Regions from separate parts of the Homo sapiens genome. Here region 2 is linked to region 1. A link is an interaction called in ENCODE POLR2A ChIA-PET data of the cell type or tissue named here. Cell type or tissue: A673. All regions are shown on one strand. Region 1 overlaps NLGN1 (neuroligin 1). Region 2 overlaps NLGN1 (neuroligin 1).

What was found. ChIA-PET counts read pairs that join two places held together with the same protein. Peaks named below come from ENCODE experiments on the same cell type or tissue, not always from the same donor. Only the 100,000 strongest peaks of a DNase experiment are listed, where the experiment ranks them.
Region 2: POLR2A ChIA-PET joins it to region 1 with 20 read pairs; 2 of 35 experiments call an interaction of 5 or more read pairs at or near these places.

What each region holds. Positions count from the first base shown.
Region 1 is chr3:173,928,823-173,936,822 of GRCh38, reverse strand. All of the region lies in intron 4 of NLGN1 (neuroligin 1), which reads right to left. Among named protein-coding and RNA genes, the nearest start is that of NLGN1-AS1, 12 kb to the right of the region's middle. In A673, no CTCF peak of the experiment used is centred here; DNase peaks (open chromatin) are centred at 3,992 and 6,352.
Region 2 is chr3:173,877,550-173,885,549 of GRCh38, reverse strand. The region is part of intron 4 of NLGN1 (neuroligin 1); the gene reads right to left. Among named protein-coding and RNA genes, the nearest start is that of NLGN1-AS1, 39 kb to the left of the region's middle. In A673, no CTCF peak of the experiment used is centred here; no DNase peak of the experiment used is centred here.

The sequences.
Region 1 (8,000 bases):
GCCTAACACATAATGATGAATGCTGAAGCAAAAGCACCAATTTTCAGGTGAAAAACTGATGCAAGGAAGTCTGCCGTTTCCGGCTATAATGTTGTAACAGTGTGTTACAACTAAATAAGACATATACCTTGAGGACCTAAAAAATGATAGAATCAATACAGTAATTAATGAATGCTTATGCAAGTTAGTTCATTCTAAAGGTCCTATCTTCAATCTTGTGGCACCCTTTCAGTTGAGAATTTTAATGTAAAAACTTGTGAAAATACTGCAGTAAACTGCAGTAATAACGTCCAAGGGTTGCCATCTGCCATTGTAATCCTAGCCATCCAAGCAAATTCACAATGGTGTCACACTGCTTAGATGTAAATTACCCTTATAATGCTAGAATACATGAGAGAAATACTTCTTGTAGTGTTTATTGACCTGAAATTTCTAAACCCGTGGTGTAAGGATCTGGAATAATGCAAATTAAACACACTGTAATAAACATAAAATGCATGGTACTTATGAAGAAGTGTAGGAGGTAGGCATCTACATGGCCATGCTTAAGATGAAAAATGGTGCCCTTAAGGAGAAAGCAGATGTAGAGACTGAATTTATAAACTACAAAACTAGAATAAATGTTTGAAACATATAAACACAATACAGAAACCAACCACTTATTTTATGTCAATTTTGTGAGAACCATTACATAAGATCTATGAAAAAAAAAAAGACTTAATGTGCAAATCCAAAGGTCTTTATAAAAGAATGACAACTTTGCACAACAGAATCCATGCCTATGAAAATTTTGGGAACTAATTCAATATTCTCCATGAGGTATTATCCTTGAAAATGTGCTTAAGAACTTTTAACTTGCTCAGAACAGCTTTTGCTGTAGGCTTCACACTGTCCATGGGGAGCAGTAGGTCTTTGGTGTCTCAAAATCTGTATTAGCTATCAACTTCCCTCATGATATAATTCAATATTTTCTCTTAGTTTACAAATTCTAGTAATTTTTAATCCTTGGTTGCTAAACATTGTTTCTTTCACTAACAATTGGTTTAAAAGATTCAAAAATACATACACACAAAATAAAACCAAAACACACTAGTCTATCCAAAATCTAATTTCTGGTTTTAGTGGATTTTTATTGGTCTGAATCAATTTAACAGTAAGGCAGAGAGAGACAGAGAGAGAGAGAGAGAGAGAGAGAGAGAGTGTGTGTGTGTGTGTGTGTGTGTGTGTGTAGACTGTATATTCTCATGACAAATGGAACCTGTCACTTTGAACTTCAAGATTCTAGAAGTTGGCTAACTTTGTGGAAGAGTGTCATTACTGGATTTTTTGTTTCTCCTGGGCTCCAATAAAACCAGTATCTACTGACATGCAGGGCAGTAAAAAAAAGTCCATATTTTCATGCTGGACTACATAAAAGGAAAGTTTTAGATTAGACTTTATTAATTCTCATTACAAGATTTTAACCAAGAATTGTACCTTTCATTCACTAAGCTGCCGCTAAACTTCATCTCTGATATTTTTAGCTGTATAACCTTAGGCAGGTCCCTTAACCTTTATAACCCCCAGATAGTTTAACTGTAAATTAACTGACGTGGGCAAAATTGTGATAGGCTTTGCTTGCTAAAAAACCAGGTTGGATTTGATGCAAAATGATGAGGGCCTGAACTAAGGCAGTGGGAATAATAAGGAAGAGAAAGATTCCAGAACTCCCAGAAGATGGGAACATAGCACAGAATTTAAGAGCAATGATTGGTCTGAAAAAGCAGCTTTGCTTGTAAATAATGGAGTGGTCTGGGACAGACATTGTAACCATTAAGACTTACTTTCCTCATCTGTATAATGGAAATAATAATACCTACCTCACAAGGTTGCAATAAATTTTTGAAACAAAATACTAGGATAGAGACTCTTTTATTAAGAAATTTGCCACAGGCATACATAATATATTATGTCTTTAAAGAGATATTATCGGGTTTTTAAATCAGCTGCATCAGATATTTAAATAGTGACATGTGAGTGACAAAGGTATGGCCTCAACTTGCCTTGTGATTTAATTCTTACCTAAAGGCTAATTTTGTGATAAAGATGGATTCATCAAGAGGTTTTCTGAGAAAATACTTTGAGAATACTCATAAAAGAAAATAACAAACTGCTTCTTATTTACAGAATACGGTTTTTCAGGGTGTAAAAGATCAGGGGAAGATAAAGTGTGAAATGTGACCTCTGTCTTGAGAAAAGGCCAGAAAGCTAAGAAGCCCAATGATAAGTGTATATTTACTCAAAGTAATTCTTATCCTCCATATAAAAAGTCACCATTTGAGTTTTATCCTAATATTAATGTAACCTGTGGTTTGCATGCAGTCAATAAAAATATTTGCTGATAATTCAAATGCAAATGTTTACTATTGACGTCATTATTCACTTTTTCTTGCAACCGCTTCATAAAACAAAATGAAATAAACAAGTTAGATATCAATTATTTTATTATTATAACATAATAATGGTTTATTATTAAATAATATTAGTATAATATTAAAACTACTACTAATATTAATACTATATAGTATTATATACTATAATAGTACATTATTATTATTATTGTAACTTAGATATTCGTGTTTTTTTACCTGCCACAGAATGCAAAACACCCCAACTTTTTTAATGATTCTGGAAAATTGTTAGATGTTATTTAAAGTTCATTTACATGTAGTTATTTTATTGCACATATGGTTTTTCTCTAATGATATTATACAGTTTTGCAAAGCAATACAGTGTCTTTTGCACCTCTCCTAATACTAATAGCACTGTGTATCATTTAGGTGTTGAAACATTTCTCCTTCAATGAGAGGAATATTTCTTTATTATTATTTAATAGAACATCCTTATTCACTTATAATATATATTAATACAAAGGACTGTGATCTGACAGATATCTTAAGAAAAAAATTACCCAAACCAAACTGAACCTTTGAGGTTGAGAGATACATGTGAGATTAACATTTATGAAGTACATTGAGAATTTGCTTGATGTTATTCAGAACAAAGAAATAACCTAGTCACTGCCTAATGGGATTTGTGTCTAAATTAGGGGAAAGTAAATAAAATATCAGAAGAAAGCTCAGTTGATTTATCTGATAGTCATTATCATTTCATCATATGTTTCTGAAAGAGGAAATAGAAAAGACCAGAAGGAAGAACTATGTCAAATCTGACTCCTCTCAAAATCCTTGGGGTCTTCCCAAGTACCAGGGATCTGAATAACTTGCCATTTGCGGCAAGCTAAATAAACTGTGTCTCAGATACCTGCTATCTTTAATTGTCAACCAAGATAGATACCCCTCTGGCCATTTTTCTTACACTTTTATTACACTCTCTCTAGAATCCCCATCTGTAGTCATCAAACTCCCTTAATCCACAGATCCTTTGAAGTTCTGGCCTTGACTGAAATGGTTCTTATTGTAAAGTCTCCCACTAGTGGAGGCTCATATTTATCTTTTGAAGATCTAGTGGTGGGAATCAGCCCTTCTCTCCACAATGAGGCTTTGTAATCATTACTTTTCTACCTCCTCTCTCCTGCCATTCTCTGAGCTTCTAGTGTTTCACCGGAGGTGCCCTTCTGAATAGTTTGTTTGCCTTCTTATCTCTTTCATATTGACACCTATTTTTCCCATTCAATTACTTAATGACTCTCAAAATAACATTTTTCACACTTCACTGAGGCCTCTCCTACTTTCTCTTAAGGTTTTCTGAGCTTTTCTGTTGCCTGTCTCAGAGTTTGCTTGTTTAGGACTTCTTGTGATTCTTTGAGTATCTTCCAATAAATCCCATCCTTACCCACCACCCCATTACCTTTATACATAAATTAATATTTCTTAATTTCAGATGGCTTATGCCAAAAGAACTGTGGCAGATATTCTTACACTTACACATGAGCTAAGCTATAATACAGCACCTCCTGGGGCAGCCAGTGTCTGGGATGAGTCACATCTAACTGACTCTTCATATATGCAAATCAGCTATTCCCTGGCACTCAGCAAGTCACCCAGCCAAACAGCCTTCAAGAGGGCTGAACACTTTAATTCTCTTTAGCCTCTAAGAAATTTGATGAAACCATCACTCTCATCAAGATTAGCAAAGAAAGAACATTTTAGTCATTCCACAAAGAATCTGGTTACACACCCTAACTTCTCAGTCACTGTAGGTGCTGTTACTATCTGAACAATTCTCCTGAGCAATAGTATTAAAGCTAATTTCTTTCTTTCTATTCTCCAGATTTAATTTGCAGACAAATCCTACCACACTTTTTTTTTTTTTTTAAATAATGTGCACCTCCTTTCTCTCTCATAGACAGATGTCCTAGTTAAGTACTGGTTTGTTTTCTGCTTACACACAACTCATTGCTCTTCAGCATCCTTGAATTAATCATATCAGAACATTTCCCTATATAACTCAAGCTTAGTGATAACACGATATGAAAGAGGAGTTATAGATTAATTTATTTCTTATGAAGCAACTTAAGGAAAAAACTGAAAACTAAACTATTGCCACAATGACACAAGACAATTTGAAACAGTACCATTTTTAACTTGATCACAGTGGAAACAGGACAACTGATTACAAATAACTGAAAAAAATAACCAAATAGCTCATTTAAGATTGATCCTGTGTACCCACATGCTCACCTAGACACAAATGCATTGAAAGAAGAAAACAGAACAAATAAAATAACTCTTATCTTTCAGTAATGGAAACCCAATCCTTCCATTTGCTCTGGAAAACAAAACAAAACAAAACAAAACAAAACAGAAAAAAAATTAAAACAAAACAAAACAGAAAAACACCTTAAAGTCATCTTAATTCTGCTTTTTTCTGACGCATCTCTCATCCAAACTGTGAAAAGATTATTTTGGCTGTACCTTCCAAGATAATTTATACTCTCAGTGCTTCTTACTACTCTTAATGCTACTACCCCTTCCCAATTCACCATTTTCTCTCACTTGGATTATTACAATAGTCTCTTAACTGGTCACCTAACTCCACACAGAAGCCAGAATGATGCAGTTAAATATAGGTCAAATCTTTTCACATTTCCTCTCAAAACTCTCTAGTGATTTCCTTCCTTCTACCCAGGCAAGGTAAAATTCTTCAATGATCTAACAGAATTTGGCTTCCTACTCTCTGACTCTATTTCTACTCACTCTTTCTCTCATTCACTTTTCAATCCCTCAGTTATTGCTGTTCCTTCAATATCCAGGACACACTTCTGCCACAGGGCCTTTGCAATTACGATTTCTTCTGCCTGGAATGCTCTTTCCTAGATAGCCACAAGACTTAACTTTCTAGCTTACTTCAAAACCTGTCTTTAAATGATCTTTCCTCATTGAAGCCTTCCATGACCAATCTATTTGAAAATAGGGACCCAAGCCCCCTCCACCCTGTAACCCTCCATGTTCCTTATGCTACTATGCCACCTCTATGCTTTGTTTTTTCTTCAAAGCACTTCTCACCCACTAACATTTTAATTTTTATATATTTATGATGTTAGCTTCTTATTGACTTCCCCTGAATAGGACATAGGCTCCATGAAGGTGGAGCCTCTCATTTTGTTTTGTTTATTGGTTCCTCCAGAGCCCCTAGAGTGATGCTTGGAAAATCATAGGTTTTCATTCAAAATTTATTGACTGAGTTTCTAATAGAAGCAATGAATGTAAAAATGTCAATATAACTAAGCAATCATAGAGATTGAGATTAGGCTCCATAAATGTACTGAAATGAATACTAGCAAATTACAATAATGGATAGTTTCATGGTGCTTTATAGTTTACAAAATACTTCTAAATATACACACACTCTCTTTTCTTAAAAAGACTGTGAGTGAGGAGGTAGTACTATTTTCTCTTTATAGGTAAGAAACAACATCAGAGAGCTTAGTGACTTACTGGAGGCCACACAGATTTTAAACAGGCCACCCTGACTTCTTGAACAATTCTATCTCCTGGAGACTGTATTTCATTACCTACTCCAAGAGAACTCTCTAGACCTTCAAATCTCCTCCCTAATTCACATAATTATAGGGTGTTTAAAAGACACTGTGTTCTCTTTTATTATGAAGACTGGACTTCCGAAGCACCAGGATGAATATGACAATTGAATTAACACTTCATTTTCTTAATTCGTATTTTGGGGTACAAAAGACATCCTCTAAACTCTATCCTTCTTTCTTAGATTATCTCAGTCTATCCTGGTTTCTTAGCTAGGGTGAAATAGCTTTTCACCTACTTGTATTACATTACCTTAAGTACTTAAATTTCATTTTCAATGAAACCCTGTTTAATGAATATTTATGAGTATGTCCCTGCAGTGTTCATTCAATGTGTAGACTTCCCTTCACAGCGGGCTGCAGTTTTACATTTTGCTTTTTATTGCTAAAATGTTAGCCATACAAATTGATGTTGCTTAGGAAATATGAAAATAACAGTTCCTCCTCTAACTTGAACATTTTTTGCCAGAGTTACCTGGTGCAGCACTGATGGTGCTAAAAAATAATAAATAACAATAATTAGAATAATCATCCCCAACCTGGAATAATATGCGATTTACATTTTTGATAAATGATATTAAAGTATAAATCTCCCAGTAGGTACGGAATTTCCAAGCTAAAACATTCATCATTTATAAAAGCATCAAGTGGAGATGCTGAGATAAATATTCTCTTCTCACCGTGACTAGCACCTACTAGTTTTTTGTTTTGTTTTTGTTTTTTTGCCATCAGGTGTCATCAGAAAAAAGTTGTAGGAAGGAATTTATTTGAAGAAGCTTGGCCAGGCGTGGTGGCTTATGCCTATAATCCCAGAACTTGGGAGGCTGAGGCAGGCGGATCCACCTGAGGTTGGGAGTTCGAGACCAGCCTGACCAACATGGAGAAACCCTATCTCTACTAAAAACACAAAATTAGCTGGGCGTGGTGGCACATGCCCATAATCCCAGCTACTCGGGAGGCTGAGGCAGAAGAATCATTTGAACCCGAGAGGCAGAAGTTGCGGTGAGCCAAGATCGTGCCATTGCACTCCAGCCTGGGCAACAAGAGCAAAACTCTGTCTCAAAAAGAAAAAAAAAAAGAAAAAAAGAAAAAAAGAAAAAAAAAAGCTTATTGGGTAGACATACACTTTAATAAGGAGATTTGTTTCTCTCAGAAAATATTTGGGAAATTTTAAGTTGGTTTCTTTCCTCCTTTTTTTTTTTTTTTGGAAATGACAGTGATCATTTATAAAATATTCCATTGTAACTACAGAATCTAAAGTCACATAACACCTATCCACTCAGCAAAAGGTAACTCCAATTAAAACTCTCTGTGTGTGGTCTGACTTCAGATATTGTGTGGGCAAATCTGACAACCTGCAATATCCTTTGAATTTCTTTAAGGTGAACATACAACTTAGCTGGTTATTTTCAAGAAAGAAAAAAGATGCAAGAATGCAAAATAAATGACACCAACCATATCGTGCTCAGATTGTAAGCCCCTGATGACAAGAAGATAGCTGATCATCCTGCAATGGTTACAAGTTTTTCTTCCATCTGAAGCCATCCTGAGCAATTGAATTAGGCAAGGAGCGCTTTGCTCCTTTCAAATCAGGGAAAAGTAAGAACTTCATGTAAGTTTTGTATATTGAACACATATTAAATGGAATATATCTAATTTTTCCAGTTGATATAAGACCTTTGGATTGGATACATAGAACCTATTTCACTAAAAAATTTAGAGGTTCTTAAATACAGCATTCTACAAGAATAGGATTTATAATAATCGACCTTTCCTTTTTAAATTTTCATCCTCTCAAAAATTAACTATGTCAGGCCAGGCATGGTGGCTCATGCCTGTAATCCAGCACTTTGGAAGGCCTAGGCAGGTGAATCACTTGAGGTCAGCAGTTCAACACCAGCCTAGTCAACATGGTGAAACCCCATCTCTACTAAAAATACAAAAAATTAGCCAGACATGG
Region 2 (8,000 bases), 51 kb after region 1:
TTTTTATCTGTAAGTGGATCTATTTCTGGCCTAACTATATGGCACTTACTCTGTTAAGTAGTTTAGTTTTACAATATGTATTAAAGTGTTTCCCTTGCCTTTACACTTTAATATAGTAGTGAAAATAAATAACTTAAAAGAGATTCTTTTCACTTTTCAACCACCTACTGTATACTAGCACAGCTACTTTGAGTTTCAATTATATAAGGTGCTTCAAATGAACTAGGCAGATATCATATGTTTGAAAAAAATAACAGCACACTGTATATGAATATGTTCTAAACTGTGCAGATTTGATTATAAAAATGCGTTAAATAATAAAATTAAGGGTAAAAAAGTATACAACAAAATTTCTAAATGAAATATCAATATTTGCTAGATTAAAGACCCTCAGATCTATGGAGATAGTGAAATTTCAACTGAATCTTACCATTTTGGTTTCTGTGGTTTGAATGTGTCCTCTAAAATTCATTATGTTGAAAAATAATCACCAACTTTATACTATTCAAAGGTGGGGACTTTAGCAGGTGATTAAGTCATAAGAGTGGGCTTGTATGTATGAGATCAGCAACCTATAAAAGGGCTTGAGAGGGTAAGTCCCTTCTTTACCTCTCTGTGGCCATGTGAGGACGCAGCATTTGGCCTCTTCAGAGGCTATCTCAACAAGGGGCTATCTTGGAAACAGGGAGCAGCCTTCAACAGACATGAACCTGTCGGCACCTTAACCTTGGACTTTCCAGCCTTCAGAAACGTGAGAAATAAATTTCAATTGTTTATCAATTATCCAGTCTGCGTTTTTTTTATAGCAGTATAAATGGACTAAGAAATTGGTAGATTACAGATGTGTTCATCTGATTTTAATTCATGAGATAAAAATAAGAAAATAAATAAAGTCTAGAGTCCTATGTACATGCACATGTAGGAAACTTTTAGTTTCCTCCATATACTATCAGTATGTGTGGATGTAAAAATTTCAACTAATCTCAAAGTATGTAGGTTCTTTTTAAGTAATCTAAATCAGTATCTCCCATCACTAATTGTCAACACTGTATTACCAGACACTACAGAAAGTGTTATATTTATGCTACTTACTTAAAGATCATTACGAACATATATAGCACACATCATAAATCAAAGACCACCTAAATTCTTACTGTGCCTCATTACAAATAGCACATAAGGATAACACTGTAAGACTAGGACGGGATGTTTGCGCATGCCTAGAAATAGAAATTAGGTGCTAGGAAACCAAATCAGAAATTGCAGTTGATCCCTTATCTCTAACATTTCTGGCTTACTTTTTATTTTTTTAAACATCAGTTTATGGTTTTATCTCCCCCAGAGAATTCTTGTCAATTACTGAGCAGAGAACTCCTTTCAAAGACAATGTAAGTTAGTAAGACATTGCAAACAAAAATTTTGGGTCAGCACGATAAAGGCCAAACAACATCCTAAGATGATTTAGTTGCTAATGATTCTTTCGATTAAAAAAAAAAAGTCAGTAAGAAATCTTTAGTTTACCCTACCCTAAATGCAAAGGTAAATACGTATTCAAAGGGGAGGATAATTTATTATGGTTGAACAGTACTATTCAAGGAAAGAGTAAAAATGCTAGAACGACAATTTCTCATGTGAAATATCAGTGTGATTGTGTCTCTATTCCTATTACTAAGCTGAGAGAATTAATTTTTACCTTTAAAGGTCATGGAATTCTAAAAAAAAAAAAAAAAAAAAAGAAAGTTTCCCTTTAATCAAAACTAATAAAACAATTATTTTGAAAGTATCATGGCCCATGATACTGCCATGTCAACATGGGCAATTACAAATCAATATATATAGTACAGGGATTTAAATCAGAAACTGGTAATGACATAATGTATATATGTTTCAAACACATTGTGCACCATAAATATACAGGCATACTTTATTGCACACTATTGCACTTTGTAGATATTGCAGTTTTATTTTTTTATATAAACTGAAGATTTGTGGCAACATTGCATCAATCAAGTATATCAGCACCGGTTTTTCAACAACATATGCTCACTTCATGTGTGCTCACCTCTCTGTGTCACATATTGGTAATCAGTGCAATACTTCAAGCTTTTTCATTATTATTATTTGTTATGATGATCTGTGATTTTACTATTGTAATTGTTTTGAGGTGCCACAAACCACACCCATATAAGAATGCAAACTATACCAATAAATGTTATGTATGTTCTGACTGTTCCACCGACTGGCCATTCCCTTATCTCTCGCCTCCTTTTGAGACTTTCCTATTCCCTTAGACACAGCAATATTAAAATCAGGCCAATTAATAACTCCTCAATGGCTGCTAAGCGTTCAAGTGGAATGAAGAGTCACACATGTCTCACTTTAATCAAAACCTAGAAATGATTAAACATAGTGAGAAAGACATGTTAAAAGTCAAGATAGGGTGAAAGCTAGATCTCTTGCACTAAACAGCCCAGTTGTGAATACAAAGAAAATGTTCTTGAAGGAAATTGGAAGTGCTACTATAGTAAGCACACAAATATCAGTAAGTGAAACAGCAATATTAAAATCAGGCCAATTAATAACTCCTCAATGGCTGCTAAGCGTTCAAGTGGAATGAAGAGTCACACATGTCTCACTTTAATCAAAACCTAGAAATGATTAAACATAGTGAGAAAGACATGTTAAAAGTCAAGATAGGGTGAAAGTTAGATCTCTTGCACTAAACAGCCCAGTTGTGAATACAAATAAAATGTTCTTGAAGGAAATTGAAAGTGCTACTATAGTAAGCACACAAATTATCAGTAAGTGAAACAGCTTTATTGATGATATGGAGAAGGTTTCAACAATATTCCCTTAAGCCAAAGCCTAATCTACAGTAAGCCCTTAACTCTCTTCAATTCTATGAAGGCTGAGAGAGAAGACGAAGCTGCAAAAGAAAAGTTGGAAGCTGGCAAAGACTGATTCATGAGGTTGAAAGAAAGAAGTCACCTCCATAACATAAAAGTGCAATGTGAAGCAGGAAATGCTGGTGCAGATGCTGTAGCAAGTTATCCAGAAGATCTAGCTAACATTGTGAATGAGGGTGGCTATGCTAAACAACAGATTTTCAGTGTATATGAAAGAGTCCTATATTAGAAGAAGATGCCATCTAGGATTTCATATCTAAATAGAAGTCAATGACCAGTTTCAAAGCTTCAAAGAACAGGCTGACTCTCAGTAAGATCTAATGCAGCTGGTGATTTAAGATGAAGCCAATTCCCACTCCAAAAATTCTAGGGCCCTTAAGAATCATGAAAAATCTACTCTGCCTGTGCTCAAAAAATGGAACAGCAAAGCCTGGATGATAGAATATCTGTTTATAGCATGGCTTATTGAATATTTAAAAGCCATTGTTGAGACCTACTTCTCAGAAAAAAAGATATTTCAAAATATTACTGCTTATTGTCAAAGCATCTGTCACCTAGGAACTCTGATGGAGATGCCCAAGGAGATTATTGTTTTTATGCCTGCTAACACAATACTCATTCTGCAGCCCATGGATCAGGAGTAATTTTTGCTTTCAAGTCTTATTATTTAAGAAATACATTTAAAAAGGTTATAGATGTCATAGAGAGTGATTCTTCTGACGAATCTGGGCAAAGTAAATTAAAAACCTTCTAGAAAGGATTTACCATTCTATATGCCATTAAAACATCTGTGATTCATGGGAGGAGGTCAAAACATCAATATTAACAGAAGTGCAGAAAAAGTTGATTCCAATCCTCATGGATAACTCTGAGAGGTCAAGACTCCAGTGGAAGAAGCAACTGCAGATGTGATGGAAATAGAACAAGAACTAGAATTAGAAGTGGAGCCTGGCACTTTGGGAGGCCGAGGTGGGTGGATCACGAGGTCAGGAGATCGAGACCATCCTGGCTACAATAGTGAAACCCCGTCTCTACTAAAAACACACAAAAAATTAGCCAGGCGTGGTGGCGGGTGCCTGTAGTCCCAGCTACTCGGGAGGCTGAGGCAGGAGAATGGCGTGAACCCGGGAGGTAGAGCTTGCAGTGAGCCGAGATTGCGCCACTGCACTCCAGCCTGGGCAACAGAGCGAGACTCTGTCTCAAAAAAAAAAAAAAAAAAAAAAAGGAGTGGAGCAGAAGTGGAGCCTGGCTGGGCGCAGTGGCTCAGGCCTGTAATCCCAGCAATTTGGGAGGCCGAGGCAGGTGGATCACAAGGTCAGGAGATTGAGAACATCTTGGCCAACATGGTGAACCCTCGTCTCTAGCAAAAATACAAAAATTAGCCAGGGGTGGTGTTGTGCGCCTATTGTCCCAGCTACTCTGGGGGCTGAGGCAGGAGAATCGCCTGAACCCAGGAGGCGGCAGTTGCAGTGAGCTGAGATCGCACCACTGCACTCCAGCCTGGGTGACAAGAGCAAAAGCTCTGTCTCAAAAAAAAAAAAAAAAAAAAAAAAAGGAGGGAGCCTGAAGATGTGACTAAATTGCTGCAATCTCATGATAAAACTTCAAGTGATGAGAAGTTGCTTATTATGAATGAGCAAAGAAAGTGGTTTTTTTTGAGATGCAATCCACTCCCGGTATAGATGCTGTGCATATAGTTGAAATGACAATAAAAGATTTAGAATTTTGCATAAACTTAGCTGTGGTACATTTTGAAAGCATTGACTTCAATTTGGAAAGAAGTTCTACGGTGAGTAAAATGCTATCAAACATCACTGAATGCTACAGAAAAGTCTGTTATGAGAAGAAGAGTTAATTGAAGTGGCAAACTTCCTTGTTGTCTTACTTTAAGAAATTGCAACAGCAACCCAAGCTTTGGCAGCTGCCACTCTGATCAGTCAGCAGCCATAAACACTGAGGCAAGAGCCTTAGTTTAGGCAAGAACAAAAAAGTTTACAAGTCTCTCAAGGTTCATATGATTGTTAATGATTTTTAGCAATAAAATATTTTTAAATTAATATATATATATTTTTAAACATACTTATATTGTACACCTAATGGACAACAGTATAGGGTAAACGTAGCTTTTAAAAGCACTAGAAAATAAAAAAAAAATTTGTGTGAATCACTTGATTGCAATACTTGCTTTATTGCAGTAGTCTGGAACTGAAACACAATATATCTGAGCTATGCCTGTATATTATTTTTATTTATTAATTAAAATAAATTAGTAAAAAGAAAACGGCAATGGTACAGCTAAGAAAATTGTTAGAAAACATCTACCTTCATCATTTTTTGGCCTTTTGGTTAAGATCAAGTCTAGAAAAGGTCTACATTTGATTTTATTTCTTTTTACATTCTATCTTGTACAACCACACAATCTACATGTGAGCAATATATTTCTTCAGTTATGTATCATTCAGTTAAAGTTACCTAAAAACTTCTGTAGCTCACTTTAAATTAGGTATTTACCTAAATTTATATTTTTAAGGTTGATCTACTTTTGCAAAGAAGAAAATCTTTTTGGATTTTCACACACAATATATTTTTAAGATGAGAAAGAAAAACTATGCTTGCTTATAGGATATAGCTACAAAGAAATAAAATTTAAACAAAGTTTAAAGAACTTATATGTCCAAATAATTTTCCGTCTGCAAAATAATACTCTGATGCTCAAAGTATTTTAAAATACACTTGAGAAATGCTTTTAAGAATTCATTTACATGAAATTTTGTTTCTCATCATGGCTAAGTGGCTCCTATTGGAACAACTGTCTCAAAGATGACAACTAGAAATTCTAGAAAACATGCAAAACTATCTGAAGACATTGAACAAAAACTACAAATGGGCAGATTCCAGAGGATTCAAGACTCCACACATTTGGAAGAACATAACTGAATCCAGAGTCTCCACAGTGTATCATTCATGATGCCCAGAATATAATCCAAATTAGATAAAAAAAAAAACACACAGAAAAAAGTCATCAATATTCAATAGAAGAGGCAACTAATGAAAATTGATTCTAAAGTGACCCACATGTTGAACTTTCGTAGACAAGGATTTTAAACAGCTATTATAACTATGCTCAAGGATGTGAGGAAAACCATGCTCAGCATTAATACAATGATATGTCAGCTGCGATATAGAAACTATTTTAAAAATGAATCTTTTAGAACTGAAAAATACAATATCTGAATTAAAATTTCAGTGGATGAGATTAATAGCAGATTGAAGATGGCATTAGACCCAGTGAACTTGAAGACAGATCAATAGAAATTGTTCAGTCTGAAGAACAGAGAGAAAAAGTATTGAGGAATCAGTTTACCTGAACTCAATAAAACATTTTTTTCTTTCTTTCTTTTTTTTTTTGTCTGAGACAAAGTGTCACTTTGTCACCCAGGCTGGAGTGTAGTGGTGTGTTCTCGGCTCACTGCAACCTCCACCTCCCAGGTTCAAGCAATTCTCCTATCTCAGCTGCCTGTACTCAGGGACTACAGACATGTGCCACCATGCCCAGCTAACTTTTGTATTTTTAGTAGAGACAGGGCTTCAACGTGTTGGCCAGGCTGGTCTCGAACTCCTGACCTCAGGTGATCCACATGCTATGGCCTCCCAAAGTGCTGGGATTACAGGCGTTAAGTCACCATGCCCAGCCTCAATAAGACATTTCTGACGGAACTGTCAATTTCCCCACTTTCTTAGGCAACAATATGCTGAGTGAGTCAAAAGGTGTAAATATCCACATAACTCTTGATTCAGCAATTCCATTTCCAGGAATTTATCCTACGAAATATGAGATCCTTAGTGCAAGGGATAATTGTTTTCTTCTCTGCTATATCCCTATTACCTACACAGAGCCTGAAGCACAGTAGGTTAAATATATATATACACACTTATATATGTATGTGTATATATATACACACACTTATATATGTATGTGTATATATATATATACACATATATAAGTATATATATTTATATTCATTTATATGAACAAATAAAAGACAGATAAATGCATGAATGTGTGAATGGAAAATGACACAAGAATTTGTACACAATGATCTTCATAGCAGTATTTTTTCTGAGATAATCGAGCCAATTTTTCAAAAAGATACTTGATTATACGAAGTCTTATATATTCAAGGAATTAAATTTTTTCATATTAAAAATAATGCAGAACATTTTTATAGATACAGAAAGGTATTTATGATATAGTGTTTAATGAAAAAGCCTGCTGCAAAACAATATTATATGTTATGCATTTTGGCTTGGCGCAGTGGCTCACGCCTGTAATCCCTGCACTCTGAGAGGCCCAAGCAGGGGGATTACAAGGTCAGAAGTTCGAGACCAGCCTGACCAACCTGGTGAAACCCTGTTTCTACTAAAAATACAAAAATTAGCCAGGCGTGGTGGCATGCACCTGTAGTCCTAGCTACTTGGGAGGCTGAGGCAGGAGAATCGCTTGAACCCGGGAGGCAGAGGTTGCAGTGAGCTGAGATTGCACCATTGCACTCCAGCCTGGGTGACAGAGCGAGACTCTGTCTCAAAAAGATTAAAAAAAAAATAATTCTCAAGGTGTTTAAAGTAGCATTATTATGGTAACTGTATTCCCTAGAGGTAAGTCAGTTAATTTGAAGACCATATAACAGTAGTTAAGAGTACATATTCCAGAAGTAAAATTCCAGGTTGAAGTCCCAGCTCTACTGTAAACTCTCTGTTTGCCTCAGTTTTCTCATCTATAAAATGGTGATGTTAATGGCAGCTACTATTGCAGAAATTATATAAGTCAATATATGTAAAGCATTTGTAACAATGCCTGGTACATACTGCTACACAAATGTTAGCTGTTATCTTAAAATTGGATATGTACATTTTATTATAAGAGCTTTTATTTTAAAAAAATTTAAGGTTGAGATAATTTTAGACTTAATAGAAGAGTGGCAAAAATAGTACAGAAAGTTCCCACATGCCCTTCACCCAGGTTCCCTTTATGATAGCACCTTACATAACCATAGCCTATTTATCACAACTAAGAAGTTAGCGCTGATACAATAC